Linked DNA regions of Mus musculus: region 2 is linked to region 1. A link is a loop called in an ENCODE intact Hi-C map of the cell type or tissue named here. Cell type or tissue: heart. All regions are shown on one strand. Links, peaks and the distances in the headings refer to the core of each region. The heading gives the core; the rest is flanking DNA.

The links. A loop is a pair of places that touch in the nucleus more often than their neighbours do. Peaks named below come from ENCODE experiments on the same cell type or tissue, not always from the same donor. Only the 100,000 strongest peaks of a DNase experiment are listed, where the experiment ranks them.
Region 2: it touches region 1 in a loop (5-fold over the local background); 5 of 42 quality-filtered maps call a loop at or near these places.

What each region holds. Positions count from the first base shown.
Region 1 is chr7:111,406,301-111,422,581 of GRCm38, forward strand. No RefSeq gene overlaps it. Among named protein-coding and RNA genes, the nearest start is that of Gm33145, 130 kb to the left of the region's middle. In heart, for the core only: a CTCF peak has its summit at 7,780; no DNase peak of the experiment used is centred there.
Region 2 is chr7:111,174,057-111,190,337 of GRCm38, forward strand. No RefSeq gene overlaps it. Among named protein-coding and RNA genes, the nearest start is that of Gm33098, 28 kb to the right of the region's middle. In heart, for the core only: a CTCF peak has its summit at 8,422; DNase peaks (open chromatin) are centred at 5,715 and 9,675; H3K4me3 peaks cover 828 bases; H3K27ac peaks cover 3,345 bases.

The DNA of each region.
Region 1 (16,281 bases), core at 3,877-11,876:
TCATTAACCTGATCCTGATTTAACTTTGGTACCTGGTATCTGTCTAGAAATTTGTCCATTTCATCCAGGTTCTCCAGTTTTGTTGAGTATAGCCTTTTGTAGAAGAATCTGATGGTGTTTTGGATTTCTTCAGGATCTGTTGTTATGTCTCCCTTTTCATTTCTGATTTTGTTAATTAGGATGCTGTCCCTGTGCCCTTTAGTGAGTCTGGCTAAGGGTTTATCTATCTTGTTGATTTTCTCAAAGAACCAGCTACTCGTTTGGTTAATTCTTTGAATAGTTCTTCTTGTTTCCACTTGGTTGATTTCACCCCTGAGTTTGATTATTTCCTGCCATCTACTCCTCTTGGGTGAATTTGCTTCCTTTTGTTCTAGAGCTTTTAGGTATGTTGTCAAGCTGCTAGTGTGTGCTCTCTCTAGTTTATTTTTGGAGGCACTCAGAGCTATGAGCTTTCCTCTTAGAAATGCTTTCATTGTGTCCCTTAAGTTCGGGTATATTGTGGCTTCATTTTCATTAAACTCTAAAATGTCCTTAATTTCTTTCTTTATTCCTTCCTTGACCAAGGTATCATTGAGAAGAGTGTTGTTCAGTTTCCACGTGAATGCTGGCTTTCTATTATTTGTGTTGTTATTGAAGATCAGCCTTAGTCTATGGTGATCTGATAGGATGCATGGGACAATTTTAATATTCATGTATCTGTTGAGGCCTGTTTTATGACCAATTATATGGTCAATTTTGGAGAAGGTCCCGTGAGGTGCTGAGAAGAAGGTATATCCTTTTGTTTTAGGATAAAATGTTCTGTAGATATCTGTTAGATACATTTGTTTCATAACTTCTGTTAGTTTCACTGTGTCCCTGTTTAGTTTCTGTTTTCATGATCTGTCCATTGGTGAAAGTGGTGTGTTGACTTCTCCCACTACTATTGTGTGAGGTGCAATGTGTGCTTTGAGCTTTACTAAAGTTTCTTTAATGAATGTGACTGCCCTTGTATGTGGAGCATAGATATTCAGAATTGAGAGTTCCTCTTGGAAGATTTTACCTTTGATGAGTATGAAGTGCCCCTTCTTATCTTTTCTGATGACTTTGGATTGGAAGTCGATTTTATTCGATATTAGAATGGCTACTCCAGCTTGTTTCTTCAGACCATTTGCTTGGAAAATTGTTTTCCAGCCTTTCATTCTGAGGCAGTGTCTGTCTTTTTCCCTGAGATGGGTTTCCTGTAAGCAGCAGAATGTTGGGTCCTGTTTGTGTAGCCTGTCTGTTAGTCTATATGTTTTCATTGGGGGAGTTGAGTCCATTGATATTAAGAGATATTAAGGAAAAGTAATTGTTGCTTCCTATTATTTTTGTTGTTAAAGTTGGTATTCTGTTCTTGTGGCTGTCTTTTTTTAGGTTTGTTGAAGGATTACATTCTTGCTTCTTCTAGGACGTGGTTTCCATCCTTGTATTGGTTTTTTTCTGTTATTATCCTTTGAAGGGCTGGATTCGTGGAAAGATAATGTGTGAATTTGGTTTTGTCGTGGAATACTTTGGTTTCTCCATCTATTGTAATTGAGAGTTTGGCTGGGTATAGTAGCCTAGGCTGGCATTTGTGTTCTCTTAGTGTCTGTGTAACATCTGTCCAGGATCTTCTGTCTTTCATAGTCTCTGGTGAAAAATCTGTTGTAATTCTGACAGGCCTGCCTTTATATGTTACTTGACCTTTTTCCCTTACTGCTTTTAATATTCTATCTTTATTTAGTGCATTTGTTGTTCTGATTATTATGTGTCAGGAGGAATTTCTTTTCTGTCTAGTCTATTTGGAGTTCTGTAGGCTTCTTGTATGTTCATGGGCATCTCTTCCTTTATGTTTGGGAAGTTTTCTTCAATAATTTTGTTGAAGATATTTGCTGGCCCTTTAAGTTGAAAATCTTCATTCTCATCTACTCCTATTATCCATAGGTTTGGTCTTCTCATTGTGTCTTGGATTTCCTTGATGTTTTGAGTTAGGTTCTTTTTGCATTTTGCATTTTCTTTGATTGTTGTGCCGATGTTCTCTATGGAATCTTCTGCACCTGAGATTCTCTCCTCCATCTCTTGTATCCTGTTGCTGATGCTCACATCTATATTTCCAGATTTCTTTCCTAGGGTTTCTATCTCCAGCGTTGCCTCACTTTGGGTTTTCTTTATTGTGTCCACTTTCCTTTTTAGGTCTAGTATGGTTTTGTTTATTTCTATCACCTGTTTGGATGTGTTTTCCTCTTTTCCTTTAAGGACTTGTAACTCTTTAGCAGTGTTCTCTTGTATTTCTTTAAGTGAGTTATTAAAGTCCTTCTTGATGTCCTCTACCATCATCATGAGATATGCCTTTAAATCCGGGTCTATCTTTTCGGGTGTGTTGGGGTACCCAGTACTGGCTGAGGTGGGAGTGCTGGGTTCTGATGATGGTGAATGGTCTTGGTTTCTGTTAGTAAGATTCTTATGTCTGCCTTTTGCCAACTGGTAATCTCTGGAGTGAGTCGTTATAGTTGTCTCTGGTTAGAGCTTGTTCCTTTCGTGATTCTGTTAGCCTCTACCAGCAGACCTGGGAGACTAGCTTTCTCCTGAGTTTCAGTGGTTAGAGCACTCTCTGCAGGCAAGCTCTACTCTTGCAGAGAAGGTGAACAGATATCTGTTGTTCAGACTTGCCTCCTGGCAGAAGATGAAGGCCTGAAACAGGGCCTGTCCCAGAAGCTGTTAGCTTCTGTAGTGCACACTCTCACCTGTGCAGACTAGTCTTGGCAGGATCCTGAACAAAGATGGCTCCTGCAGATGATCTGGCAAATCCCTCCCCAGCGGCGTGGACACCTCTCCTCTGGCAGGGAAGGTTCCTTGATGTCTGGAGCCCAAATGGGTCCTGCCTTAGAAGCTCTGTGGCTCCTGCCTGACCCAGAAGCTGTTAGCTTCTGTAGTCCACACTCTCACCTGTGCAGGCTAGTCTTGGCAGGATCCGGGAACGAACATGGCTCCTGCTTTCTGAATATTTTGAGTTAGGAACTTCTTACATTTGGTATTTTCTTTGACTGATATGTCAATATCTTCTATGGTATTGTCTATACCTGAGATTCTTTCTCCAATCTCTTGTATTTTCTTGGTGGCGCTTGGATCTGTAGTTCCTGTTCTCCTTCCTAGGTTTTCCATCTCCAGGGTTGCCTCCATGTGTGTTTTCTTAATTGATTCAATTTCATTTTTAGGTCTTGGGCCATTTTGTTCATTTTCTTCACTTGTTAGATTATATTTGCCTGCATTTCTTTAAGGGATTTGTTTCCTTTTTAAGGGCTTCTACCTGTTTGACTGTGTTTTCCTGTATTTCTTTAAGGGAATTATCTATATACTCTTTAAAGGCCTCTATTATTTTCATGAAATGGGATTTAAGGTCAGAATCTTGCTCTTCAGATGTTAGGTTATCCAGGACTTGCTGTAGTAGGATGATGGTGTAGTAGGATGCTAATGGTGTCATATCACATTGGCTTCTGTTTATTATGTTCTTGAGTTTGCCTTTTATCATCTTGATGTCTCTGGTGTTAGCTGGCCTGAGTGTCCTGAATTGGAGCAGGCCTCCTGTAGGCAGGCAGGGCTGTGGGGTGGGGGTGAGGATGTGCTGATCCACAGAAAATGCAGATGGAGGTTCAGACCAGAAGGGAGATGGGACTCTGACAGGGTGAGACAGGGCCTAAGTCTGCTGGGCTCTGTGGGGTCCCAGCTGGTGTAGGGGTTGGGATGGGGTCTTATCTCTTTCCCTGGTTAGAGCTATCCTCTTGGGAGGGGTGCACTCTGATCTACAGTAAGTGCAGGTGGAGGATCTAGAGGAACCTTTAAAAGGTGGAGCCTAGTGGGGGGATTTTAGGTCATTGTGGATATGTCCTTGAAGGTACTATTGTGACTCTAACCTTCTACTTCTAACCACCATCCATAAATGGACAAATCTCAGGCTGGAGAGATGACCCAGTGGATAAAGTATTTGCCATGCAAATGTGAGGGCCTAAGTTTGAATCCCCTTAATTTACATAAATCAGGATGTGTCAGTGTGAATCTGTAATCCCAGTGCTTTTACAGGTAATTCAGAAGTGGAGTGGGAGAATTCCTGGATGCTCACAGGCCAGTTGCAAAAAGAGTAAGAGACCCTGGCTCATATATAACACTTCCTCTGCCCTCCACATATGTGCTGTGACACATGCATGTCTACACACACACACACACACACACACACACACACACACACACACACCATAAATTAGGGCAGAAGAACAGATTTCCTCAGACATACCTTCTTGCCATGACATACTGCACCACTCTAGGCAACAAGGTCAAATGACCATGGATTGAACCTTCGGAAGCTGTGGACTAAAACAACCCTTTCTTCTTTTTACATTGATGATTCCATAACCGTCACAGCATTACCAGTCAGGAATCAAGTGTTCACATGTGAAACCTACTGGGGTAGGAGGCATTTCTTTTTAAAAAGCAACATCTATTCCCCTCAACACTGCCACCCTAACATGATGTCATGGGTGGAACAAATAAGATTTTTGATTCAAAGCTTGGCTCTATATGCCAGCAGTGGAATGACATTGGGAAAGTGACCCAAACTCTTTGTGTCTCCATTTTTCCACCTGTGCAAGAGTAAGCATGAACTCACCTAACAGAGCTAGTGAGAAAACACAATGCGATCCTGTCTGAACAGATCATTGTCACAGCCACAGCCGGGGTGGGACACATTTCATCTTCTTCTCATTACCATTTTGAAAAGCTCTTGATAGCTTTTCTCCTCCAAACGAAAAATCAAGTTTTCTTTGCTCTGAAGATACCTGTCAATCGGGAGTAATCTTTTATACTTGAGCAATGAGAATCGTTCAATATCAATGGAATAAGATGGAATTAAGAAGAGGACTACTTGCTGATGAAAATACAATCTTGGATCCTAGAGATGTGAAATTGAGAGAAAGAATAAATGTGTTTTTTCACATCTGATGCTATCATCCAGTGATGCTTGTGTATGTGAAACCTGTAACCCAGGAAGGGGGAATCTGCAGATTATATTTTGACTTGCCAGGACATTAGCTCTAGATCAGTGGGACAGCCTCACAGCTGGGCCCCCAAGGTGCCTCAGTGGGCCTTTGGTGCAGAAGCCAGCATGTTCCTGGGGGAACTCACTGACTTTGGGCTGGCCAGACTGGTATTGGAACTCTCAGTAGACAGCTGAGCTCCAAGCAAGCCTCAACAAACTCATTGGCTACAGCCCAAGAAGCATTTATTTATTTTAGCTTTGCTGAGGCAGACATCTTAAAAACTATATCCTCCTCACACCATCCTCTTTCCTCTTCTTTCCACCCTCAGCGGGCTTTGTCTCTCACTTGGTTCACTGTTTAGCCCTGACTAACCCTGTGCCTGTTCTTTGCAGCCAGAACCATTTCTAAAAACTGCTGCTTCCTCTCCTGTGGCTTCTGATGGTTTCCAGGCAACAGAGTCTAGATCTCAGTGTGATGCTGGGATTCTCCAATTCATCAGGTCTCTTTTTAGTCTTATGGTATGATTTTTCTCATACATCTCTCCAATCTGTCTGCCTGTCTGTCTGTCTGTCTGTCTGTGTGTGTGTGTGTGTGTGTGTGTGCGCGCGTATGCATATGCATGCACGGGGCCATGGAGTCCAGAAAGGTGCGACAGCTCCCTTGGAGCTGAAGTTACAAGGAGTTGTAAATTGCTCACTGAGATCTAAGCCCCCATAATCATGACTGAGCAGTCAGTGCTCTTAACCACTGAACCATCTTTCCAGCCTCCTTTACTCTCTAATCTTACTGAGATTTAACTGTGATTTTGTTTTGAGACAGGATCTCATTATGTAGTTCTGGCTAGAACTACATAATTCAATGTTCTGGAACGTGCAATGTAGACTAGACTGGCCTCAAACTCACAGAACTCCTAAGTACTGAGACTGGGATTAAAGGTGTGTACCACCATACTGAGCATAAAGTGTTTTTAAGCACATATTTTTAATTTAAACATTATTCAGCTTGGTCTACAGAGTGAGGTCAGCCAGGACAGCCAGGGCTACACAGAGAAACCCTGTTTCAAAACACCAAAAAGAAAAGAATTTAAACATTATTGTTATATCAATTGACAATAATTATACATATTTATGGGGTATGGTATGATATTTTGGTATATTTGATGTGTCATGATCAAAACAATTGTCATGTCTATTGCCTTAAACACTTATCTATTTTATGTGTGTTGAGAAATTTCAAAGTCCTGTCCACTTTGAAATGCACACCGAATCACTGTTAACAGTAGTCACCCCACTGTGCGAGTGCTATGGGACACACTCACTAGAATTCCTCAGATCGGACTGTATCCTTTTCCTAACGCTTCCCTTCTTCCATTGTAGTCACCCTCATTCCCGCCTGCCCTTCCCAACCTCTGATAGACTCTATTCTCTTCTCCTCTATAGAATCGATCCTTTTAGTGCCTGTGTATGAGTCTATGAATGTATATGATGTTTGCTTGACTTACTGAACTTAGCATGTTTTGCAGTTCCCACCCACATTATAGCAAATGGCTGAATAATATTCCATTTGTGTATCTATACCACATTTTCTTTATCTGTTCTTTCACTGATGGACATTTTGGCTGATATGATGACATATGCTGGCTGCTGCAAACCAGTTCTGCAGTAAATAAGAGTGTATTCATCTCTAATGCTTTCACTGCCATTTCTTTCTAAATACACTTTGGAGTCAGATTGCTGGATCATATGGTGGTTCTACGGGAAGTGTTTGAGGATAATCGTCCCATGCTGTTCTCAGTCATGGCTGTACTAATGCACATTTGCATCAAGGGAGTCATGGTCCCCCTTCTCACAGCCTGGCTACTGTTTACTGTTTTTATCTTCTTGATCACATCCCTGCTGGCAGGGCTGAGATGGGATCTTCTCATGGCTTAAATTTGCATTTTCCCAATTAGCAATGCTTTCCCCATCAATTTCTTGGCTATTTTTGTGTTTTCCTTAGAGGAAAAGTGAGGAAAGTCCATTTATATCACGTGCCTGTTTTTAAAATCTGACCCTTTGGTGTTTAGCTGCCAGAATTTCTCTTTGTTTCTTGCATGCTCTGATTTTAGTCCCTTGTCAGGCAGGGAGTGCCAGACAGCTTCTTCCATGCTGCTCTCCTAGCTCTGTTCAGGCTCATAGTGTTTAGTTTCCTGTGCAACCAAGTTCTACCCAAGAAACGCATCTCCTCACCCCCACACTGTCTTTCTCCAACATTTCCTTTGGTTTCTGCTGGCCTGCATAGTCTCAGGGCTTAGCCTTCAGTCCAAAATCCATTTTGAATTGGTATGTGTATGTGTGCACATGTGTGTACATGTGTGTGTGTGTGTGTGTGTGTGTGTGTGTGTGTGTGTGCGAGAGAGAGAGAGAGAGAGAGAGAGAGAGAGAGAGAGAGAGAGAGAGAAAGAAAGAGAATGTGTGTGGTGAGAGACTTGCAGTCTAGTTTGACCCTTCTGAATATGGACATCCGGTTTCCCTCATAGACTTTATTGAAAAGATCATTGCACTGGGCTTTTGACATTTGCTTTTTTATTTATGTCCTGTTATTTTAAGCCACCGAGTCATTTCCTCCGGGTGGCCTTTCCCCCCTTTTCTTTATCTTCAAAATTCAGTTCAAATGTCAATGCTAACTTCCCACACACTACTCGAAACTGTGTCATTTCCCTGGGACTGCTCCCTTCCCACTCTTATAAACATTTATAAAGGTCTTCACTGCCCACATGAGACTGTGGGGGCTCAGACAGCTCTGGACCTGTATTCATTCATCTCAGCATTCCTGGTACCTAGTTCAATGTCTCCTTCATAGCAACTGCTTAATAAATAAAAAAATGAGTGAATGAATGAGTGGGAAACCTGGATGAGAGACTGGAAAAAAATGAGAGAGGGAGAGGAAGAAGGAAAGGGGGGGGGCAAGGAAGAAAGGAGGAAGGGGAGGCAAGCAGTTGAACATACAAGGGTATGTGGTAGAGAGAACACACTTTACATAGATCTGAGGACAATAGCTGTGTTTGGGATTGGGTGGTTTTGGTTGGTTTCATGCTAAAAGAAAAGGAAGTTGAAATATGAAATGGAAGAAGAAATCTGCTGCTTCTTCCTGGAGACAGCTTGGTCATGGAGAAGGGCCAGTAACCAAAAAGAGGAGGAAAGTGAAGGCATGCTCTTTCCAGGAACAAGGGCCAGTAACCAAAAAGAGGAGGAATGTGAAGGCATGCTCTTTCCAGGAACAAGGGCCAGTAACCAAAAAGAGGGGGAAAGTGAAGGCATGCTCTTTCCAGGAACACCTAGGGCACAGGCAGTGAGGAAGGAACCGAGTTGGGAAAAAGACATTGGAGCAGAGTGTGTGAATGAAAGCATGAGAGATTTAGCTATTCCTTTCTCTCAATTGTCCAGAGCCCAGCACAGTGATTGACACATAGTAGCTATTTGATAACTAGGTCCTAGATGGGCCATAGGAGGTGTGTGTACAAAGCACTAATGAGGCTCAAGGCACCAACAGTTTCACTCTGGGATAAGTGAGCCAGAGACCTCTCTGTCTCTAAGTGTCTAAGAGAATTCTGATGCCAGTAGATGCAAGGAACATACACATAGACTTGTGTAACAGTGGCTTATTTTTCTCTTGTTATTTGAGTGTGTGTGTGTGTGTGTGTGTGTGTTAGTATATTTCTCAGACACTGAATGCTTGCAGGTGGGGATCTCTGGCTTCAGAGGAAGTCTTTTCTCTCACATGAATGGAGGGAGGCTGCAGCCAAGAGGAGCCACCTACTTTCCCTGACATCTTTATTCCTAGAGAATCAGACACTATATGCAACTGCCCCTTTCTTCTTCATGTGCAGTTTTAAAAACCGAGGCTAACTAAGATGGAGACTCAACTACAAATTCTTTTGCTTGTGTTTTGGAGACAGGATTAAACTTCCACAGTGTTCATTGCTAACCCAAAGAAGGTGATCAGCTACATATTGCAGGCAGGATGCAACATCCCTGACCCGACTTCCAGAGTGCCATGTTGCCTAGACCACGTAGTAGAGAAGACAGGGTGGTGAAGGGTGTTTGAGGACCTGATCTTCAGTCCCTAGCTGTGAGACCACAGGACTGGCTTTCAGTCTTTAGCTCTAACTGACCTGTTTGGGGTTTGTCCAAGGCAGAAAAGGAATTCCTCTTTATAGCTTAGTTCTGTTTTCAGCTGTTTTTGTGGAGAATTTCATTCAAAGAATGTAGGATAGAATGGTAGCATCTCTACCATATTTAGGCATGATCTTCTGACCCTCAAACACTAGTGTGCTTACCACCCTGTACACACACACTGGACTGGACTCCCATAAACATTAAGACCGGAGTAATACACAAGAAAGAGTATAGAATAAGGGGTGTTGGGAAATGGCTTCTGTGGAGCAGACACTGTGCTGTGTGTCTTTCGTTTATGAACTTTTGTAGCTCTCTCAGCCAGGGCAGAGCTCCAGAAGAGCTACCAATGCTCTAAGCCTAAGTCATCTCTCCACCTCCTTGTTCTACATTAGTACATGACCACCTTCTATTCAATTTCCCTCAGCAGCAGCCTGCTCGTTTTCTCACTCTTGGGTGACTCTTGTTTGTCCTGGTTCTATCTATATCTTCACTCTCCTGAAAGTGTTTATAAACAATATGTGCTCAGCCTTTTGAGGTATCTAAACAAGGCATGGTCTCAAAGCTGAAAAAAGATCCTAGTGCGGACGTCTGTGATACCTCCTGCTTCCATTCAGGGCCTTTTTAGTAGGGTTACAGTTGCCAAAATGCCCACAGCGGTGTCAGGACCCAGTGCTTATGCCAAAGCTCAGTTGAAGTGGGGAGAACAAAGAGCATTGTCTAACACGGCCATCTTTAATGGAAGCAAGTTGTGGAGCTAATAATGGTCCTATTTTCAATGGACCGAATTAAATTACACTTCCCATCTTGTATCTTAATTAAAGGGATAAAAATGGTTTCACATTTTAATTAGTAAGTATATCTGGAAAAGACTTAAATTAATATGGGAGTCATCACCATAGGAGGGCAGCTTTCTGCCAAGATTCACGAGGCCAGAGAGAGAGAGCTCAAAGGAAGGCATCTTCTATCAGGAACAAGCCACAGCTCCAACTCAGAAATGGTGGCTCTTCAGGTCTCTGAAAGGATAAAAGGCTTCTGGCTGACAACTTGTTGAAGAGACATGGTCATTTATTCTCAGGAAGAGTCATATAGCACGCGCCCGCACGTGTGTGTGTGTGTGTGTGTGTGCAGATGGCTAATCTTGTTTGTCAACTTGATTATATCTGGAATCAACTAAACTCCAAGCAGCTGCGCATGCCTGTAAAGAATTTTCTTGATTGGATCAAGCCAGCAGGCTAAGAAAGGAATAACAGTGTTAGTAGAGGTGATTGATCCAGACTACCAGGGAGAAATTGGATTGCATCTCCACAACGTAGGTAAAGAAGATAATGTCTGGAGTGCAGGGGATCCTTTAGGGCACCTCTTGGTATTACCATGTTCTGTGATTAAAGTCAATGGGACACCAGCTCGATAATACAGGCTGGATGACAAAGGGACTGGACCCTTCAGAAATGAAGACAGGAGTCACTTCTCCAAGAAAAGAACCAAGACATGATAAGGTGCTTACTGAAGGTGGAGGAAATACAGAATGGGTAGTAGAGGAAAATAGTTATAAATATCAGCTAAGGCTACATGAACCAGTTGCAGAAATTATTATTGTAACTAACATTAGTGTTTCTGTTTTTTTGTTGTTGTTAAAAATATGTTTGTTCAGATATACACATACATTAGGCAATATTTGTGTCTTCTTTCCTTTTCTTTACCATGTGAATACACACACACACATATACACACACATATATATATATACATTATATATATATATATATATATATAATAATCAGTTCTTTTCCTTTGAAGAGCCCTGACTAATACATGTGTATGTGTGTAGAAGCCCGAGGTCAACTTCTGGTATTATACCTCATGGGTTATCCATCTTGCTTTCTGAACAAGGTCCCTCACTGGTCTGGTGCCTCACTGATTCAGCTAGGCTGATGGGTCACTGAGCTTGAAGAATCAGCCTTCCTCCACCTCCCCAGTGCTGCGATTACAAAGACATGTGACCATGCTTGGGTCCTGAGGATCCAACTTGGGTCTTCACTTTTTTTTTTTTTTTTTGGCAAGCACTTTATTGAGCAAGCCATCTCTTCAGCCCCAAACTATCCCCTTTCTGTGTGGACATTTTCTTTAAAGTATATGAAAATGTGAGAGTCATGAGGAGGGTGGGGACAGAAAGTACCTTAGTGATGTCTCTGCTCTGACTTGCCCCAGATGGGAGCTTCAGGGTCTTTTCCAGAGGCTTTGTTGGCAAAGCCTAATTACAGAGAGTGATGGTGGTGGTGGTGGTGGTGGTGGTGGTGGTGGTGGTGGTGGTGGTGGCGGGGGGGGGGGGGTTAGGAGCCTGGCCCCTGGATTTTACCCAGCAACTATTTCTCCTGCTTGTCCTGTGCAGGTTAGGACAAGAGCCTGGGCTGAGGATTGTTTGCTTTTCTTCTGTCTGGAGAGAAAACAATGGGAGACAAAGCTTGCTTATCTCAAGTGTCTGGCTGCTCTGCAGGTGTGCTGGCAAACGGAGGGATTTTATTTCGCTAGTTTGACTTCACATTTTTACAAAAGACACAGCTGTCATTCAGATCCTAGGAGGCTTGCTTTGTAGATTCCCCTCCACTCTGGATACTAGAATCTACAGATTGCTCAAGCCCCTTCCATGAAATGTACCGCATTGCCATAGACCCCACCCACTTCTATAGTCTTTAGATTGGCTGTAGGTCACTTGCAATATCCAATACATTTTGAACACCATGAATGAAGGTGTTAGACAGTGTTGTTAGGCGAATAAAGACAGGAAAATTGTTTATACATATTCAGTATAGATAGAATTTTCCCCCTAACATCTTGGCTATTTGGTTGAGCTTGAGGATGTGGAAATCTAGATCTGAAAAACTGATTGTGTGTATATATATATATATATATATATATATAGCAGCGGTTCTCAACCTCTCTAATGCTGCGATGACACTTCAATACCGTTCCTCATGTTGTGGTGAGCCCTAATCATAAAATTATTTTCATTGCTACTTCATAACTAATTTTGCTACTGTTATGAATCATAATGTAAAAATCTGATATGTGACCCCTGTGAAAGGGTCATCTGACCCTCCCTCAAGGGGTCACAACCCACAGGTTGAGAACTGCTGTATTACAGACCTGATCGGAAGACATAACCATAGAAAAGGATGAAAGCAAGCTGGACTAACATATAGTCCCATCACTCATAGATAACCACTGGGGATACTTGGCTGTGGTTACTTCCGGGTTCATTTGGCATCTGCATCCTGGGACACCATCCTGGTACATGGCATGGTAAGCTGAGAGTATCTTCAACTTTGTGATTCTGTGATGAACTGGCTAATACTGTAAGAGATGGTGTGATGGTTTGTATATACTTGGCCCAGGGAGTGGCACTGTTAGGAAAAGTAGCCTTGTTGGAGTAGGTGTGTCACTGTGGATGTGGGCTTTAATACCCTCATCCTAGCTGCCTGGAAGTCAGTATTCTGTTAGCAGCCTTCAGAGGAAGATGTAGAACTCTCAGCTCCTCCTGCACCATGGCTGCCTGGATGCTGCCATGTTCCTTCCTTGATGATAATGGACTGAATCTGTGAACCTGTAAGCCAGCCCCAGTTAAATGTTGTCCTTATAAGACTTGCCTTGGTCATGGTGTCTGTTCACAGCAGTAAAACCCTAACTGAGACAGATGGTGACTCAGTTCACCCATTAAACCATGTAGGAGAAGAAAGCTTATTTACTGCATGATAGCAGTGGACAGTAACACAGGCCAAGAGGGAGAAATGATATAATTATATTTTAATTAAAATTAAAAACTATTTTAAAAGAGATTATATCCTGGAGTGGGCCAGCACAATGGCTTAGCAGATAAAGGTGCTTGCTGGGAAACCTGATGACCTGAGCTCAGTCACCAGGTCCCACATGGCAGAAAGAGACCAGTGTCAAAAGGTGACCTCTGACCTCTACATGTGCGCTGTGGCATGTGCAAATCCACCACTACAACCACATCCACCTACATACAACACAATAAATGCAATAATCATTTATAAAAGGTCTTGTCTAACAAGATAAGGCCTTTGACTCTGGCAATCTCCATTCCAGAGAATTTCTTGTTTGGTTAGGGTGTGCATATTTATGTGTTGTTCCCTTTATGTGAATGATGGCAGCTCTCATAGGCCAGCATACAGCTGCAGGAGGTTAGTGTGAGCCCTGCAGTGAGGTACTCTCCTCCATGCATATAAATGCAGTTGTGCATGGCAAAGGCTGAGGACCCAGACCTTGGCACCTAGGGCCTGCAGCACCAGGTATCAGGTTACAGCACACCCAGGCCTGCAATTTGGCTGGAAGTAAGGTTTGTGTGTGTGTGTGTGTGTGTGTGTGTGTGTGTGTGTGTGTATGTGTGAGATTTGTGGATAAAATTGAGATAATTCCCTGATGGAGACATTTCCAATTTCTTGGTCTCTTACTAATGGCCTTCCCCCCACCACACACAAACTCTTGCTTTGGTCTCTGTAATTCTCTCCTCTCTCCATCTCCCCTCCTTCCTGTTAGATCTTCCAAGGCCTTCACTTTCCTACCTTTTCAGCCTGGAACAAGAAACTCCTCTTTGATTTCCCAGCAGACAGTTCATAGAAGTCTGCTGTGTAGCAGCCTTTATTAGAGTTGGGGGTCAGAGGGGAGTTCTTAAAAATGAAAGCACATGGGAAGCGGAAGACTGGGCACTGTGTTACTTTTCTGTTGCTGTGGTAAGACACCATGACAGTTAGGGCTCTATTGCTGTAAAGAGACACCATGACCAAGGCAACTCTTCTAAAGGAAAACATTTAACTGGGGCTGGCTTACAGGTTCAGAGGGTTAGTTCATTATCGTCATGGTGAGAAGCATGGCAGTGTATAGGCAGACTTGGTGCTGGAGAAGGGGCTGAGAGTTCTACAGCTTGATCTTCAGGCAGGAGAAAGGAATGCCACACTAGGCCTAGCTTGAGCATAGAAGACCCCAAAGCCCGACTCCACAGTGACACACTTCCTCCAACTAGGCCACACCTCCTAACAGTGCCACTCCCTGTGGGCCAAGCATTCAAACACATGAGTTTATGGGGTTGGGGGGGGGCATTCCTATTTAGACCACCACAATGACCAAGGCAACTAATAAAACAAAGAATTTATTTGGGCTTCAGGTTCCAGAGGAATAAAATCCCATCCTAGAAGGGTGGCATTGCCGCAGCAGGTGGGTGGGATGGTGCAAATGGCTGGCTTGGTGACAAGAGCAGAGAGCTGAGAGCTCACATCTTCAGACTGCAAGCATGAAACAGGGAACAGAATGGAAGTGGTGTGAGGCTTTTACTCTCAAAGCCCTCCCCTAGGGACACTTTCTCCAGCAAGACTGCACCACCCAAACCTCCCCCAATAGTGCCACCATCTGGGGGTCAAGTGTTCAAACACCTGAGTTGCCTGAGTCTATGAGCGACAGTTCTCATCCTGACCAGCACAGGCACAGGGCTTTTTGCTGCTAGGGTCAGGCTCAAGGCCGTCAGATTTTATGGTGTTGTTTTTCCTCCCCAGCTGTCCTTCCATCTGCTCTCTTTGAGCTGTGCCATGTTGTCCAAAACTCCTCTCTCTGCTGGTCATGGGACCACTTCAGAGTTCCTCTCACTTTGTTATGCTACGTGATCCACGTCCCTTCTTTTCTTAAATTCCCACATACAGACTAACTCCAGGTTCTCCTGTTACAGTCCAGAGGCCCAGGTATCATCTAAATCACATGACCATCTGCTGTAGAGATGATGTTGCCATCTCTCTACAGCACAGCAGTGAAGATGCAGTATTGTTGTATGTGTATGAATGCTCTCTCTTCATACATGTATGTGAACTTGTGTGTGTGTCGGGGGGTGGGGAGATGGTTTCCATGGAGGCCAAGAGAGGGCATCAGAGCCCCTAGAACTGGAGTTACAGATGGTTGTGAGCTGCCATGTGGGCTCTGAGAACGAACTTGGGTCTTCTGCAAGAGCAGTAGATGCTTTTAGCCTCTGAGATGTCTCTCCAGCCCCAGTGATGTCTTCCTTAGTCTTTTTCTTGCCTTTGAATTATAAAAAGTTTTGGTGAGTGTGCAGCAGGAAGGTTCACATCTACTCAGCCAATCTTTGAATTCAGTTCTTAGAAGTGAAATCCAGGTGAGAAAACAGGAGCATGTATGGCTAGGTTTTGGGGTACTCTATAGGTTTCTATTTCTATCACCCTTCTCCATGCTTATCCATTCCAGCCCCAACCCCCAATACTAAGTAGGAGTAAAAGAAGCTAGAGGGGAAAAGGAGTGTCAATATCATTAGACTTACTTCTTGCTGATTAGGGGCATTGACTTCCTTGGAGCAAGTTAGATCTTCACCCAGTGGGATATCTAATTTCTTTTTATCTGTTTGCACATGGACACTTGACAAACTCTGACAAACAACAATCAATAGTAACCAACAGCATCCAACCACCAAGTGGCCCACCAGCCTCTTTCATAGGGGTTCTAACGTTCATATATCTTCTGAAAAGTCTCCAGAATCCCAGATGTCACACATTTACAAAAATTATCTGCAGCTGGCAAAATTACGCCCCTGCTAGAATGCAAGGCAAATCATAGTCAGCTGCTGTGGACAGTCTGAAACAGCCCTATATCCTACAATTCCCATGACATTTCTATGTTGGTTTTTTTAAAATTTATTTTATTTCATGTATGTGAATACAATGCAGTTGTCTTCAGACACACCAGAAGAGGGCATTGATCTCATTACAGACGGTTGTGAGCCACCATGTGGGTGCTGGGAATTGAACTCAGGATCACTGGAAGAGCAGTCAGTACTCTCAACTGCTGAGCCATCTCTCCAGCCCCCATTTCTATGTTTTTTTTTTAAAGAAACCAAAATTCTCACTACAAGTATGTTCACAGTGTTTGCTGCACACTACTGATTGCAGTATAGAGAAAAGGCGCCATCAAACTCTTCCAGAAGGACTAGGTGAGGCTCCATCCCCTCTTCCTTTGACTCACTTTGGATAGGAGGAGAAAGAATCAACAATTTGATGGATGCAAGTCACATTTGCATGTTGATATCA
Region 2 (16,281 bases), core at 4,447-12,446, 230 kb before region 1:
CACCAAGTGGTTCTCATCCACTTGTAACTGCAGGTCCAAAGAATCTGATGCCCTCTCTGGCTTCCTGGGGGCATCCAAATGCATGTTCACAGACACACACACACACACACAGACAGACACACACACACACAGACACACACACACGTAAGTAAATAATCTTAAAACAAACAAACAAAAAGAGTGTATGACATCTGAGGAGTGACATCTGAAATTGACCTCTGGTTTCTCTTTACACACACAAACACACACACACACACACACACACAGAAAGAGAGAAAAAGAGGGAGAGAGAGCTATGCATGCATACTTACACATAATGCACACACATACATTGCATATACATACATGCACATACACAGACACACACACAAGCTCATGCACGCATGTACAATTCTCATGCCAAGGGCAGGACCTTCAGACTGCTTATTTTGGTCCCCAGCACCTGCTCCAGTTCTGGCTCACACAGGTGCCAGCGTCTGCTGGAAGAATGCTCAGATGGATGCGTGCTGCTAGGCTAGCACCAGTTCCAGCTGTCTGCAATCCTGTGTGCCTGATAATCTCAGTGCATAGTGCTATAGCTCGGAAATGAATGGCCGTGAGCTGCAGGCTTCCAGAGCGCAGAGGCTGCAGGCTTGGACACTGGAGTCAGACACAGATGGGTCATTTTGCTCAGCCTCTGACTATTTTTGTGATCTCAACCCAGTCACTTGATCTTTGAGCTTCTGTTTCCTCATATATATATAAAATGGCTGTCATAAAGTCTACTTTATTTGACTATCAAGGGAATGAAATCAGATAACGCCTATAAAATGTCCAGCTATGTCCCTGGCACATACTGAGTGATCAGTAAACAGGCTTGTCTGGGACTGTGTGTGTCACCAGCTGCAATGCTTTAGAATCCAGGTGGTGGGAGGGAGGGCACATATCATGCGTGTGTGGGTATTGTGAAAGGAGGTTTTATGTAGCCCAGGCTGGCCTTAACTTGCTATACAGTCAGCACTGGCGTTGGACTTCTTTTTTTTTTTTTTTCTGTTTTGTTTTCTTTTCTTTTTAAAATTAGGTATTTTCTTCATTTACATTTCAAATGCTACCCCAAAAGTCCCCCAGGCCCCCCCACCCCCTACCCACCCACTCCCACTTCTTGGCCCTGGTGTTCCCCCATACTGAGGCATATAAAGTTTGCAAGACCAAGGGACCTCTCTTCCCAATGATGGCCGACTAGGTCATCTTTTGATACATATGCAGCTAGAGTCAAGAGCTCCGGGATACTGGTTAGTTCATATTGTTGTTCCCCCTATAGGGTTGCAGACCCTTCAGCTCCTTGGGTGCTTTCTCTAGGGCGTTGGACTTCTGATCCTCTTGCTTCTACTACCCCAAACACTGGAATTACAGATTCTCATCATGACTTCTGGAGTATGTGGTGTTGAGGGATACAGATTTTTTTTTTTCACATCAAGTAGGCATCTTACTAAGTAAGCTGTATCCCCTGCTCACATGTCTCTGTTTTTAGAGGTGGTAGAATTGTGGATTCTGGGCTCCAGAGCCTGCCATTATAGTGATTGGTATCCACCGTTAACCCTATGGTCATGTGGACACTAAGTCATGAGCAAAAGGCTTGGAGGACTGAGTGAGGCACAGGAATCAGGTGAGGTCAGGGCTAGGATGAGGTCACACGGAGCCAGTGAGATAGCTGGCTGGATTCTCAGGATACAAGCTATGGCTGAATTCCTAGAAGTTATGGGATGGGAGAACTTCCTCTGGGTCTCCTCTGGTCCTCAGCTTGGTGGAGTTTCCTCATCCATCAAAGCTTGCTTCTGCTCTGTGGGGAAGAGTCCTCTCAGCCAAGGGACTTTATGGGAGCCATCATGACCGTGAAATTTGACTCAGGCAAGACGAACCACTGGGTGAATTTTATTGTGAGTCCTGTATGCCAGGAACTCCTAGAATATGTTTTGCGAGAAAGCCCCAGAGTGTGGAGACAGGAGCCAGGCTCAACCCTGTCAGGCAGGAGGTAGGTCAATGACGCCATCTGGGGAATTTCAGCTGCTCAGAGTGGACTGGCAGTGCTGTGGGTGGTGACTGAATTTTACCCTTGGTTATCAGTCATTCGCTTGACAAACATTCATTTCTCCTCTTTGCTTTCTTCCTAGGTGAAGCCGTGGCAGAGTGAGGGTATGGGTCTGGACTTATGCTACATCAGGAACACGATGTGCTTCCACATAGCCTTGGTCATCTCTTTGGCTTCCATCCATGTGTATGAACACAGGGGGTTTGCCGACTTTCTAAGATTCCCCAGAGCGGCTGCGTGTGTGTGTGTTTTCACATTCACAAGTGCATATCAAGTGCACGTGCACATATTTTCAGGTGCGATTGCATTTGAGTGTGGAGGTTGGAGGACAATGTCTTTGTATGCATGAGATCAGAGGAAGAGGCCAGGTGTCTCTTTTTGTCACTCTCTGCTTCATTATTTTTGAGGCAAGGTCTCTCATTGAGTCTTGAGCTAGGCCTGAAAACTCCAGAGAATCTTCTGGTCTCTGCATACCCCTGCCTTTTTGCTGCAACCCTGGGGTTATTGGCACATGGTGGCCATGCTCCTTTTAAGTAGGATTTTGGGATAATGAACTCGGTCTTCATGCTTCTAAGGCACAGACTTGACCGACTGAGCTAACTGACCAGTCCGTAGATGTGCCTTTGAGAAAGTCGAGGTTCCCTGAACAGGCATGGAGTACAGAGGCTGACCATGAGCACTTGGGAGAACTTTCTGGTTGCTCCTTTGCTCAACACCCCTGAGCTCTGTCTGGCCCTCAGAAGATGAAGTGCCTCACTTGTAGCTTCAGAAGGGGTTGAAGGTTGCAGCAACAGGACTTTTACACATGTAACAATTGCAGAACGAGTCAGTGTTTTCTGCTGTCTGTGGAACTCTGGGAAGGACACAGGGCTGGAGGAGATGGAAGGCAACCCTAGCCCTTCTTTCTCTAGGAGCCTGCAAGACGTGGCGGTGCTGAGCTCTGAGCTCAGGATCTATGGGGTCACAGTCAGTGCTGCTGTTTGCCTGTCAGGTGACTTCCCTGCCTGGTGGATGAGTCAGGGATGTTGCTTCCTTACATATAGAAGAGGCTATCCATAGCATCAGTTCCAGCTCCCACATTCCAGGGGTCAGAGTTCGCTGTTAGAATCATTCCAGATTCTAGAAGCTGAGTACAGATCAAGTGAGCATTCCTCTGGGGCCTCTGAACAAGGAGTCCCAGACAATTGGCACTAGATGGCCAAAACCTAGGGAGTGGGCTGTCACTGGAGTTTCAGAGTTGCCACTAGTTTTTAATGTGAAAATCTTTGACAGCTAGTTTCCTCTGGTAGGAAATTACTTTATTAAATCAATGAACTTCAGAACTTGCTAGTGAACGTCTAGCTCCCATTTTCAACACTATCAGTAATGATAAAAAGAACACCAACTGCCTATCTAGTATGCAGGACTTGCAAAGCACTTCACATTGTGCTCAGGCCACTTCCTCAGACACCCCATAGGCCTATCTCTGTCCCTAGATGAGAAGATTGAGGTTCAGGGACTTTCCCAAGTTTTATTAATTTTATTTTAATAAGTAGATGCTGAGATATGAATTGGTTCAGTCTGACATCTAAGTCATGCTTTTTTTTTCCCCATTTGCCATTTAGTACAGGCTGACTTGTAACTCTCTATGTAGCCCAGGCTAGCCTCAAACTCAGGTACCTCCCTTCATAGCCTGTTACAGGTATGAGCCACCACGCCAGCTTTCTTATTGCATGTTTAGAAGTAACAGTGCTTTGTAGTTCTTCTGATTGTACCATTACAGGTACTGAGCTTAGAGGCAAAAAAATCCCGAAGGATTCTGAGAAAGCTTTATTGACAAGAGGGAACTTTATTTGGCTTCCTAAGAATGTGGGCTAAAAAATATCCGGAGATCACACCCAGGGGAAGAGGAGAGTCCTTTGAGGCAGGAGTATACCTCAAATGTTCTCAGAACACAAGTACCTGGGGAACAAGAACATTTGGGAGGGAGACTTGGGTGTGGGGACACCTGGTAAGGACACACGACACTCCATGAAAGCAAGTCCCTGGCTGTATCCTCTCAGTAAAGAAGGAAATGAACAGCATCTATAGGATATTAGCTTGTTTCTGCTACATAAATGGAGTCATTCAGACAGAAATTTCACTGAGGAAAACACAGCGGTTTTGATAGAGCAGCTGCAAGCCATCAGCTAATCTAACATTTGCTTGCTTACTAACAGAGCTGCCTCTGACACTGCCCAGGTAAGTGGTACTGTAGTGACTGGTAGAACTGGAAAGAGTCAGCAACTGAGCAGCTCTATAGGCTAGCTCTGTAGTGGCTAGCTTAGCTGGTAGCAATTGAGCAGCTCTGTAGGCTAGCTCTGTAGTGGCTAGCTTAGCTGGTAGCAATTGAGCAGTTCTGTAGGCTAGCTCTGCAGAGGTTAGCTTAGCTGGTAGAGTACTTGCCTAGTGCACACACACAAGACCCTGGGTTCAATAACCTAGTACCAGGGAAAAAAGCCAGGTTCCAGATCTAGCCTCTGTTATTCATGGAAAGAAAGCAAAAGTGATGTCTTATCACGAAACTGGAAATTCAGGCTAGGGATGTAGTTCAGCCTGTAGAGTGCTTGTGCAGTGTACACAGAGTCCTGGGACTGAGTCTCTTGTGCCACATAACCTAGGTGTGGTGGCTCATGACTGGAATCTCAGCACTCGAGAGACACAGGAAGGCCAATCAGAAATTCTAGGCCAGCCTGGGCTACATAGTGAGTTTCAGGCTAGTTTGGGCTACATGAGCCCTTTTAAAGGTTGATTGAATATTAGAATGAAATAGTGGGCTGACAGTATATATAAGCCCATCATCTGTCATGCTGGGATGCTGGGGAAAATTCTGAGTTAAATATTAACTGAACTACTTACTCAGAAATGTAGTTTTTTTTTTTAAAAAGAAAACCATTTATTTGTGTATTTATTTATTTGAGTATTTATATTTATTTGTGTATTTACATTTTGTACAACGGAGTATTTTTCCCTGCTTGTTTGCATGTGTATATGCCTGGTACTTGACAAAGCCAGAAGAGGGTGCCAGATGTGGGCACTGAGAACTGAACCTGGGTCCTCCAAAAGAGCAGCAATTGCTCTAGACTGCTTAGCCATCTCTCCAGTGTTGATCCCCATCCTTGGCCCCCCCAAACCAAACCTGGTTTTACTATGTAGTTGTGGTGGGACTAGAACTCAGAGAAATCCTCCTGTCTCTCTCTCCCTAGTGTTGGAATTAAAGGCACATGTTACCATGCCAGACAAATGACCCATTTCTGTGAATCCCTCTATTTTATCTACCACTTTACAGCTTAGTGTTTCTTTCCCACCAGCTCCTGGAAGACAGAGATTACATGTCTGGCACACAGAGTAATCGCATTTAAGATTCAAGGGAAATAAAAATGGGAGTAAACTCTGATAAGGTACGGGTGCTGGGCCTCTTCTGGAACCCACCCCCAGGGCTCACAGAGAGCATCCTGTGTTGTGTTCATTCCTGATAGCGTCAAGATGGAGGCGAGGGGCCCAGAGAGCTTGGGGACATGTCCCCTAGGGAGGGGAGGGCTCTGATGCTGGTAGTAGGAGGCCTGGAGGCTGTAATGAGGCCTCTAGAGGTCCAAGGAAAGGGCCCCAAGGTCTGCTGGGTCTGACGCAAGCTCCCAAGAGCAGGGCAGTCAGCTGACCTCCTTTGGAGAGAGGCCAAGGCTGGCTGCACGGAAGAGAGAGTGGGAGGTCTGGGAAGGCAGAGAGGGGAAAAACTAGAGAGGCCAGGGGTAGAATGGAGGGAGGAGGTGAGAGAGAAAGGGAGAGGGGACCTGGGCAGAGGGCTGGGGAGGAGGGGACAAGTAGGAAGAAGAATGGGAAGGGAGTGAAGAGAAGAATCAAGAGCAGGACCAGAGGCACTGAGGGAGCAGGCAGAGATGTGAGGAGAGGCTTGGCCCAGTCCCAGAAAAGAGATGGCTCCAGAGGCCTGGCAACTCCTTCAGCTAATACCACATGGAGGGGCCAGGAGTGGGGTGGGGAGGGTGTTCTCTGTTGCATGGTGAGCATCAGGGTAGGGGCTTCAGGGCTTGACCACTAGGTGGCTGGATTTGAGGAAGGGGATATAGGCCTTGGTGAAGGAGAGGCAGGAGACACGGGGGTTGGGGGTGGGGTGGGGGGAATCGAGAGCAGAGCCAGAGGAGAGGGTGCTTGTGGCTGGGTTCTAGCTGAGAACAGATGGAAAGAGGCATATTTGCTTGCCTTCTTTATTCATATGCTTACTGAGAGGCTACAATATTTTGTACCCTGAGCTAGCCCTCCAGGGCCCCGGCATTAGCACTGTGTCTGTCTCCTGCTCTGAGCAGACCTGCTGATAGAAAGACTTCCCAGCAGCATAGGGCTTAGCTGTGTCTTCTTCACTGCCCGTGTCTTGGTTTGCTTGTCTGTAACATCAAGTTTAGTAGGAAAACCCTTCGGTAGGTCTTATTTAGAGGGTTAATGAAGTGGTTTGTAGAAAGCTAATTGCTCACTGGTATGGAGGGACCATCCTGAAAGGGTTTTCCTTGCAACGTCTGAGCAACTGGGTTGTGAAGGAGGAGGAGGTGTTTGCAGAGCAGGAGCTGAACCTTCTGGGCTGAGGAGGTGGAAACGGCAAGGAGGAGTTTAGGGGAGACTGTTGGGGTGATTGTGGCAGAGGCTGGTTTTGTGTAAGCTTGGGACTGTGGGCAAAGCTCACTAAACACTCAGCTTCTGGGGTTTCCTTAGACCTGCTTGGGCCTCTGCACAAAGCCCAAGTGATAGATAAGGAGGAGACGGTGTGTGTGTGTGTGTGTGTGTGTGTGTGTGTGTGTGTGTGCTTTGTTTAACTCCTCAGAGATTTCTGATGAAGTTGTTCCCACTTGATCCATAGACTTGTCCTAGTTTAGGCCTTCTGGTGGTCAGCTGGATGGATGGCAATAAACAGCTTTATCAGTGTGCAGCCTTTAATTTGACCCTTCTATATCACCTTGGCCAAAGGACACTCCCTCTGGGACACCTTCCCTGATGGCACAGGTCTGTCCCTACTGTAGCTGACCATTGCACTATTCTTACACTGAGAAAACCTGGAAAGCCGTCACAGTTGGTGGCTCACGAGCCTTATTTCTCCCTGTGCCTACTCCTTATACAAAAAGACATGGACTGGAGAGCAGGGGGAGGGAGCGATTTTAATTCACAGTGTGGCCAACACAGGGTCATCGAAAAGGCTTCTGCACCAAGTGCCGCCCGACTCTCCGGAGGGTGACTCTGGGAGAACCCTCATGTGGGTCTGGCTTTTTCTTCCCTGTTTTATTTTGCTCCTTAGGGTCCACTCAGAGTCAGGTGATTCCTAAAGAAACTTTCTGGGCAGAGTTACCTCAGTCAGATCCCTCATGATGCTCCAGTGTGTATGAGAATTTGTATGTGTATACATGTATGTAGATATGTGGATGTATGTGTGTATAAATGTGTGTATTCATGTATGTGTAAACAATGTATGTGTAGTACATATGTACGTGCATGTGTTTGCATGTGTATGTGTGTGAGATGTCTTGGTTAACTTGATTCTCAGTGCCTTGGTTTTGAGGAGGCAGTGAGGAAGCTGGTCTCTCCTGTAGCTGGGAGGAGCGATAGGCACAAATAGCTCATGGTTCTGGCAAGAAGAGGCAAAAGGGCCTGCTTGAAATCTTACTTGTACTGTAAGCTTCTAGACCTACCTGTCTGACCTGCCTTATTTGATTTTTTCAGCTTTCAGCCAGCTCGTAGGCGTGTGTGGCTCCAGGGATCCCTTCCTGTCCAGGAATCCTGTCCTGAAGGGGTGCCTGTGTCAGGGCTGTGGTCAGGCGCTGTGCTAGGCACATTTCCTCAGACACTGTCTCCTTCAGCTCTTAGCAACCTTGGAAATAGTTTCACCGCCTCCATCCACTAGACAGAAATGGAGAATGGGATTCAGGGAAGTTCAGACCCCACAGTCCATGAGCAGCACGGCCATGGCTTAACCTGTCTGTACCACTTGGTGATGGTGCTCTAAGTCACCACGCCGCTCCAGTGGTTCAATGCCCCACTTGCCACTTGAGAACACTAGAATTTACCAAGCACTGACCAGCTCTGGGGAGAGTGGTGGTGAAAGCCTTGACTGAGGGTGGAACATGCTGAGGGTCAGATGCCACCGGAAAGGAAGGCACATTCCATGTGTGTGGTTGCAATCGTCAGCGAACATTGAAGGAAAGGATTAGAAATAAAAATGGTGGTGTTAGATAGTTAAGTGTCAATGTTAGCTTTTCCTCTTGATGTATCCCTAATGTCATAGTATTTACACTACTACAGAAAGGTCTCAGGCTTAATGTCATACTAGTTGTGGCCACATGGTGTCCCTCCAACTCAGTCTAAATCTTTCAGACAGCTGACTCCCTGCAGTCTCCAAGGCAGAACTTTATAGAGCAGAGGCTGCCCTCAACCCTTGAACTGGCTCTGGCTCTGGTGGTCTCTAGCCAGAGAAAGGAAAAGGGACAGACAAGTTTTCTCAGACCAGAGTGGGGCGGTGGCTTGTTTGTTACTAAGAGTCTCAAGAGACAGTTTTGATGTTGAAGGTTCACTGTGAAAGGGACATTAGTGATGGCTCTCTGAAGGAGGGGGCCGGCAGGACTGCAGCTTCCTTGGGTAGTGGGACTGGATCTGTGGGTGAAGGTTGGCAAGGAGGCTGGAGTGGGAGCCAAGGAAAGAGTAAGGACTGTGATGGTATGGGAAGGAGACATGGTGGGTTTGTATGTAGACAAAGCCCACACACCATAAGAAGGTAGATTCATTGACTTAGGTAACTCCCTCTCTCCCATGTATCACTACATTTTCTTGCCAGTCTGGACCCAAGCTGTAGTGTCTCTGAAGATGCTGATGTTCCTGGCTTGGGGAATTTGGAATATAAAGGAATTCCTGTCTTCACACGATCTGCCATTGTTTCCTCGATGATGCTGATGATGATGGTGATGGTGATGGTGATGATGATGATGAAGGCAGGGTCTCCTGTACATACCCAGGCTGGCCTCTAATATCCTATGTAGCCAAAGATGATATTGATGTTCTGATTCTCCTGCTCCACTCCCTGAGTGCTGGGATTACCCGTGTGCCAGCACACCAGTTTATTCAGTGCAGGGGATTGAACCCAGGGCTTTCTGCGTGCAGGTCAGCAGTTTTCCAGCTGAGCTATGTTCCCAACTCCTCTTCTCTCTGTTTAAAGTCCCATGCCAGAACCCAAGTCTTCTCCTCTTGGTGCACCAGGACCCTGGCTCAGCCAAGCGTTGTTTTCAGAACCTTTGGAACATGTGTTTCAAGGCTGAGTTGTAATAGTGAGTGACCATGGGGAAACAGCAGGCTCCTAATGATTTGGTCCGTAGGGATCGACGTTGCCATGATTCCTGTGCTTGGTTTCCTTGGGTTCTCCTGGGTCCCAAGTTTGGTATCCCAGCTTTTCTTTGGTCTCCCAGTGACAGCAAATTTCAGGCTATTCTTAGCTAGAGTCACTACCGTTACTTGCAGTGAGATCCCTGACTCAGGCTCTCTCATTAGAGCAGCCTGGAGGAAACTGGCTCAAGTCAGGTCACACTTGACTGACAGCTGAGCTCTGGAACCAGAGTCTCTGCCTCCCAGAGAAGGGCTCTGCTGTTGTGTGTATAGTCTGTACTGGATATACAGCAAGCTCTCCTCCTCGCTTGGAATAGCCTTTTGAGGATCAGTGCATCAGATCCCCTGAAGCATGGGAGCACACATAATACATAAAGAAAGCTCTGTAGTATTCCCCATCCGCAGTCTAAAACGCTGAAACACTACACGCCCACGACTAACATTTCTCCTAAAAAAAGAAAGCTTTTAGCCCTCTCTACAATTGTAGGTAGTTTTAAAAACGGCATAAGAACTCATATTGTCTTTAGATATATATTGTCAGTTTCCTCTCATTTCAGAAGTTCTGAACTCGCTGGAATGGACTGTGATTTCCTACAGAAATAAGCTCTTGAATTCAAGTAGGTTTCCCCACTCTCCCTTGAAGCCTCCTCCAGTTTTCCTAGGCTGAGGGGGAAGAGGAGGATGGAGGGCTGTAGCCTGCAGCCCTGGGCAGGGAGCTGGCTTTCCTCCTTTATGAAGTGCCGAGCTTCTGGCTCCCTGTGGACATCAGAGTGCCAGAGACAATGGTTCCATCTTAGCAACAGCAGTTACTTTGAGTTTTACCTTTTGCGCCTAGTTTCTTAAGACTATCACAGCAATGAACATAAATGCTACATTATAAAACAACACACGTTTATTAACTTTGAAATGTTTTATGAGGCTGAAGTCAAAGGCTGTGTTCACTCAGGAGGCTCCAGAGAGAATATCATCTTTGTCCCCCCCCCCCTACTGCCCAGTTGTGAGTTTATTTTTAGTTATGTGATTGTGTATGTGAAGGTATGTGCACATAGGTTTTATTTTTTTAATTATGTGCTGTGCTGTGTATGTGTGAAGGTATGTGGTTATGCACACATGAATGCAAGTATCTGTGGCAGCCAGAAGAGGAAATTGGATCCCCTAAAGCTGGAGCAACAGCTAGCTGTGGGTCACTTGATGTGGGTGTTACAAACCAAACTCAGGTCCTCTGCAAGAGCAGTGCCTGCTCTTAACTTCTGAACCAACTCTCCAGCCCTTCCTTTTCATAAAAAAAGTTTTTGCGTAGTTATATGATCTGAAAAACGGTTTATTTATCAGAGATTAGACTATAACTCATTATTCTATGTTAGATCAAAGTGTGAGCATACAATCAGTTTCATAATGTTCTGTTGACAAGATGTGGCCAAATTTATCCAGGCCTTTGCCTAGTTTTGGAAATTTATTCTGATTTTCTAACCAATAGCTGTGGTAAATACTTTTGCATACACGGAGTTTTGCATTTGTTTTTATGGTCCCCCCCCCCCTTCCCCTCTCCCACTTGGGATGAATTTGCAGATGTGGAGTTAGTGGACCGAAGATTTTTATACAAAATGCTTTCTAGAGAGGTTCTATCAATTTTAAAAACACCAGATTCTGAAGATTAGGAGATGGGCACCTATGGGGGATTCATTAATTTGTCTCCTGCTGCCCATCTGTGAAGTGAGAATGGGAGTCAGGGCTTTACTGGCAGTTGAGAAATGAGAAAAAATACGCAAGTCTCCAAGGAAGGCTTGTCAAACAGTAGAGACCTGCACAGCTGCTGTTGCTCTCGTGAGCTGGGGGATACCTGGGTGGGTGGCCTGCAAAGAGGGACTCCTGCTGACTCTGTGTCACACACACACACACACACACACACACACACACACACACACGTATGAAAGTGCCCTTGGGGGCTGGAAGAGGGCATCAGATGGCCAAGAGCTGGAGTTACGTGTAGCTCTAAGCCTGGGAATGGAACCTGGAAAGAACAGTAGGGCTGAGTTATCTCTTCAGCCTCGGAGCACAGCTTTCTGAGCAGCAGATCCTCTCCTTCAGAAACGTTTAGAACTGGGGTTCCCACCTTCACTGTGTCTCGGATTCATCCTGACTATTCTATTCCATAGGGTGTGTGTGTGTTGGGGCGGGGGGAGCCACAGGATCCAGAAGTGGTCTTAGCACATTCCTGCCTGCAGGTCTGGTAGGAGGCTAAGTGTATCAGCTTAGCAATTCACTCCTGGAGTTTTATCTAGAAGTCAAGAGGATATTAGGTCTGATTCAGAGGTTGGTAGTAAATTGTTATCAAAGAGCACGCTAAAGATAGCCCCCAACAGTTTTGGTTCTTGACCTACAACATTTTCTCTCTCCACAATCAGGATGGTTTGCTTGGCCGAGGTCAAAGGGGTTTTGTAGCAGAAAACTTCAGTTCCTCTAATCTTGGTAAGTACAAGGACCCAAATGTGCATGGCCAAAAAAGTAAAAGAAAAAAAAAAAAAAAAAAGACTTTCCACGGCAGCAGATCAGGTGACCACAGGAGTTATTTCTAAAGCAGTGCCTGCCTTCCCTGAACAAAGGAAGCATGTGGACTTTATTCAGGGAGCGCATGCGCATTCTCCTGGTCTGGGTACGGTCTGAGCATGCTCAGGTGCGAAGTGTATTTTCCAAGTACTCTGTTTAAGGTCATAGTTCAAGAAGGAAAGAGGGTGGAAACATTCTTTGGGTATACTCAGCTCAAAGTCATTGAGCGCAGGTTCACAAGGTTAAAATCGCAGGTGGGATGCCTATGGGCATGTTCAGCTTGCATCATAAAGAGAACAGAAAGGAACATCTTTAGTCATGCTTGGTTTTCCCCAAAAGGTTTTAGCTGTAGCAGAAGGAAAGGGTACTTTGGAAGTGAATTCATATGGGAGATGGTCCAAAAGGCACCTGCTTCAGCAAGTAGCTAACCATTCTGATGCTGCAGAGGTAAACTATTCACTTCTCCAGGCCAGTGTGTGGAAACCTGGGAACAGATGGAAGTCCCATGGAAAGCTGAGCAGGGTTATTGCAAAGGCAAGATGCAGTTTAGCCTGGTGGCCCGTTGAAGGAGGAGCGATCTGGGTTACTAGGACAGTTAAAAGGCTTCACTTGGATCCAGCAAATGCTGCTATTTTTCTTGGCTAAATGGGAGATCAAGCCAAACCCCTGACTACACATCCGTGAACAGTCCCAGTCCTGTGAGGGGACACATTTCCAGTTGTGGGTGACAGGTGTAAGCAGAAGACTTCATGATTGGCAGAGCTCAGTTTCCCTGTGAGGAGGAGGAGGGATATTCAGTCTCCCAAGGCCAAAGCCAGGGTCTACCTAATTATTTAGGGGAAGTTGAAGAAGAAGTGATAGGGGACAGTTTTCTTCTATTTTCTGGGCTTTACTGGGACTAGTGGTTCCCTTAGACAAATAAAAAGAGGCCTCTTGTCATTGGAATATCAAAATGCGGAAGTAGTGGCTTAGGGGGTTCCATATCCCCTAGCTAAATTGAATCCTAGCTGCCAAATCTAGGGGCTTTAAGATTGAGTCTGGGTTCTACTGTGCATACTACACTCACTTTGTCCATAGCCCTTCTCATTTAATATAAGAACCCTGGAAAACACACAGACACAGACACAGACACAGACACACACACACACAGACACACACACACACACACACACACACACACACACACACACACACAGACACACAGACACACACTACATATACAGACATATATGTATATGTATATGTGTATGTGTGTATATATATATATATATGTATATATATATATATACACACAGATAAACATACACAAATGCACATACATACATATATAGACATAGATATACACAGACACACATACACAGACACAACAAATATATACACACATACACAGACACAGACATACACACATATACATACACACATACACACATATACAAACACAGATTCATAAACACATATATACATACACACATATACAGACTCAGATACACACACATATACAGACACAGATACATACATACATACATACATACATACATACATACATATGCAGACACAGATATATACACACTTATAGATGGATATACACACATACACAAATACACATATGCAGTATTAATCTCTTTCAGCACTCACAGTATTATCTCATTCTTCACACCATCTTTGGGATCATGTGCCCCCATTTCTTCCATTTGACAGATGAAGAAGCTGTGGTGTGGGCTGCATCCTCTCTCTGGAGTTGTGAAGCTGGTGAACGTCAGGGTCATGATGTAGGCCCAGCATATGAACCACACTTCATTATTATTATTATTTTTTGCAACATTTCTCTTTACCAGTGGATGGGCCCTTTTGGGGTGGAAGAAAATGAGTCACTTTTAGGTAACAGTGAGAGACAGGTTGGCAAGTGCACAGGGTAATGTCTGTTACATTGTTCTGGCACATCTGGGCTCTGAGATCACCTGATTTGAGGGCACAGACATTACTGGGGACTCTGACCCACCAGTGGATGGATCTATGGAATGGTTAATCTTCATTGTCATCTCGATTGGATTTAGAATTACAAGGGAGACACACCTCTGGATGTGTCTGTGTGGATGTGTCAGAGAGGCAGAGAAAGCACTCAGCTGACCTCCCTACAGTACCAACAACCCAGAAGGAAAAGGTCCTTTTCCAATCTCTACACTGTCTTAATCCTCTTCAACTCAAAGACGCTCCTTTCTGATAACTTATGTTCACTCCCTCTCAACTGGTTTCTTGCTTCGCCTCGTAAACTATTATTGACTTTATTTAACTCTTGTTTACAGAAAGCTCTTGGGTTAAAGGTATGTGATAGGGCTGATCCACACCACTACAAGAAACAGTTTTTTTTCCAGTTCACAATCTCAGGGTTTACAATGTGATCAAGTACCCTGTAACAAACCACTTCAAGATATAGGCATAGTCAAGGATGTTCTTGCTGGACACCAGTCACCCAGAAATGAAGATCAACAATGACAAATGGGACCTTAAGACATTTAAGAACTTCTGTATCACAAAGGAACCAGTTACTTGGGTGAAGGGATAGATAGTCTACAGAATGGGGAAAAAGTTGTTAGCCATGTATCTAACAAAGGGTTAAATTCAACATATAAAAAGAACTTAAAAAAACTAAACATTAAAAAATAAAACCAGGCTGGTGAAATGGCTCAGCGGGTTAAGAGCACCAACTGGTGCTCTACCAGAGACTCTACCAAAGGTCCTGAGTTCAAATCCCAGCAGCCACATGGTGGCTCACAATCATCCATAATGAGATCTGATGCCCTCTTCTGGTGTGTCTGAAGTCAGCTACAATGTACTTATGTATAATAATAAATAAATCTTTGGACCAGAGCAAGCAGGGACTGAGCGAGAGTGGGGTTGACCAGAGCAAGCAGAGGTCTTAAAAATTCAATTCCCAACAACCACATGAAGGCTCAACCATCTGTACAGCTACAGTGTACCCACATTCATAAAATAAACAAATAAATAAATAAATAAATAAATAAATAAATGAAATCTTAAAAAAATCCCCAATTAATAAATAGGCTAATAAAACTAACACGTTTCTTGAAAGACAAAGTAGAAATAGCCAATAAATGTATGAAAAAAATGCTCAATTGTACTATCAGAAAAAGAAATGCATATTAAAATTACATCAGGATTCATCTTACCCCAGACAGAAAGGCAGTCATGAAGGAAACAAGTGACAGTAACAACAAATGCTGATGAGGATGTGGACGACAGGGAAGAGTGGGAATGTAAACTAGGCCAGCTGCTGTGGAAGACAGGATGGTGGTTTCTCAAAAACCTAACAATACCTCGTAGGTGCCCACTCCTGGGTATTTACCTGAAGGACTCCATCCAAGTCAACACATCACAGAGATGCTTGTGCCCTGGTGTTCCCTGGGGCTTCTGTTCACAACAGTTAAGTCATGGAACCAACACAGGTGCCCAGCCATGGGGGAATGGAGAAAGAAAACATGGTTTCAACACACAATGGGATTTTTCCAGTCATGTTGTTGGTAGGAAAGTGGATATAACTGGAGATAATCATATTCAGCCAGTCTCAGAAAGACAAATATGCTGTGTTTTCTTTAATTTGTTGTTTCTAGAATTTATATAGATATACAATGACATATTTGCATATATGACCTGAGAGCATAAGTGGAACCATTTTCGGGGACTGCAGGGACTAACAGGATCAGAAGGGACAAGAAAAGGGAGGGCAGGACAGTATGAGGGGGAGGTGGTCAGCATACATAAGATACATTCATAAAACTTTAAAAAAATTCAGTGATTTTAAAACTCTGGCTAGATCTAAACAAGGACTCATATAACCGTCAGTGCTTTTGGCAGTTGTCCCTGTGACCATGAGGAAAACAATTTAAAAATGATCCTACGAATAACAGCAAAAGGCAGGAAGATACTGGGTTTTTGATAGGGCCTCAAATCTACCCTAACTCTGGATTCTAGTTAAGTGAGTCAACACATCTTCAGTTTTCAAACCAAGCGTTTCTTACTTTTTTCTGTTTTTGATTTTGTTGTTCTTTACAATGGTGGTTTAAAATATAGCCTCACTTTCCCCCCTATATTCCTCCTTTGTGGAGCATTCAGCCTTCCTCAGATGGTTTATAGGCATAAAGGGAATGGTTGGGAAGGACCAGGTCTGGGGCCAGAGCGATGGTTCAGTGTGTGAAGGTGCTTTTCCCTTGGTGACTGAAGTTCCGGACTGGAACCACATGGAGGAAGGAGAAAACTCA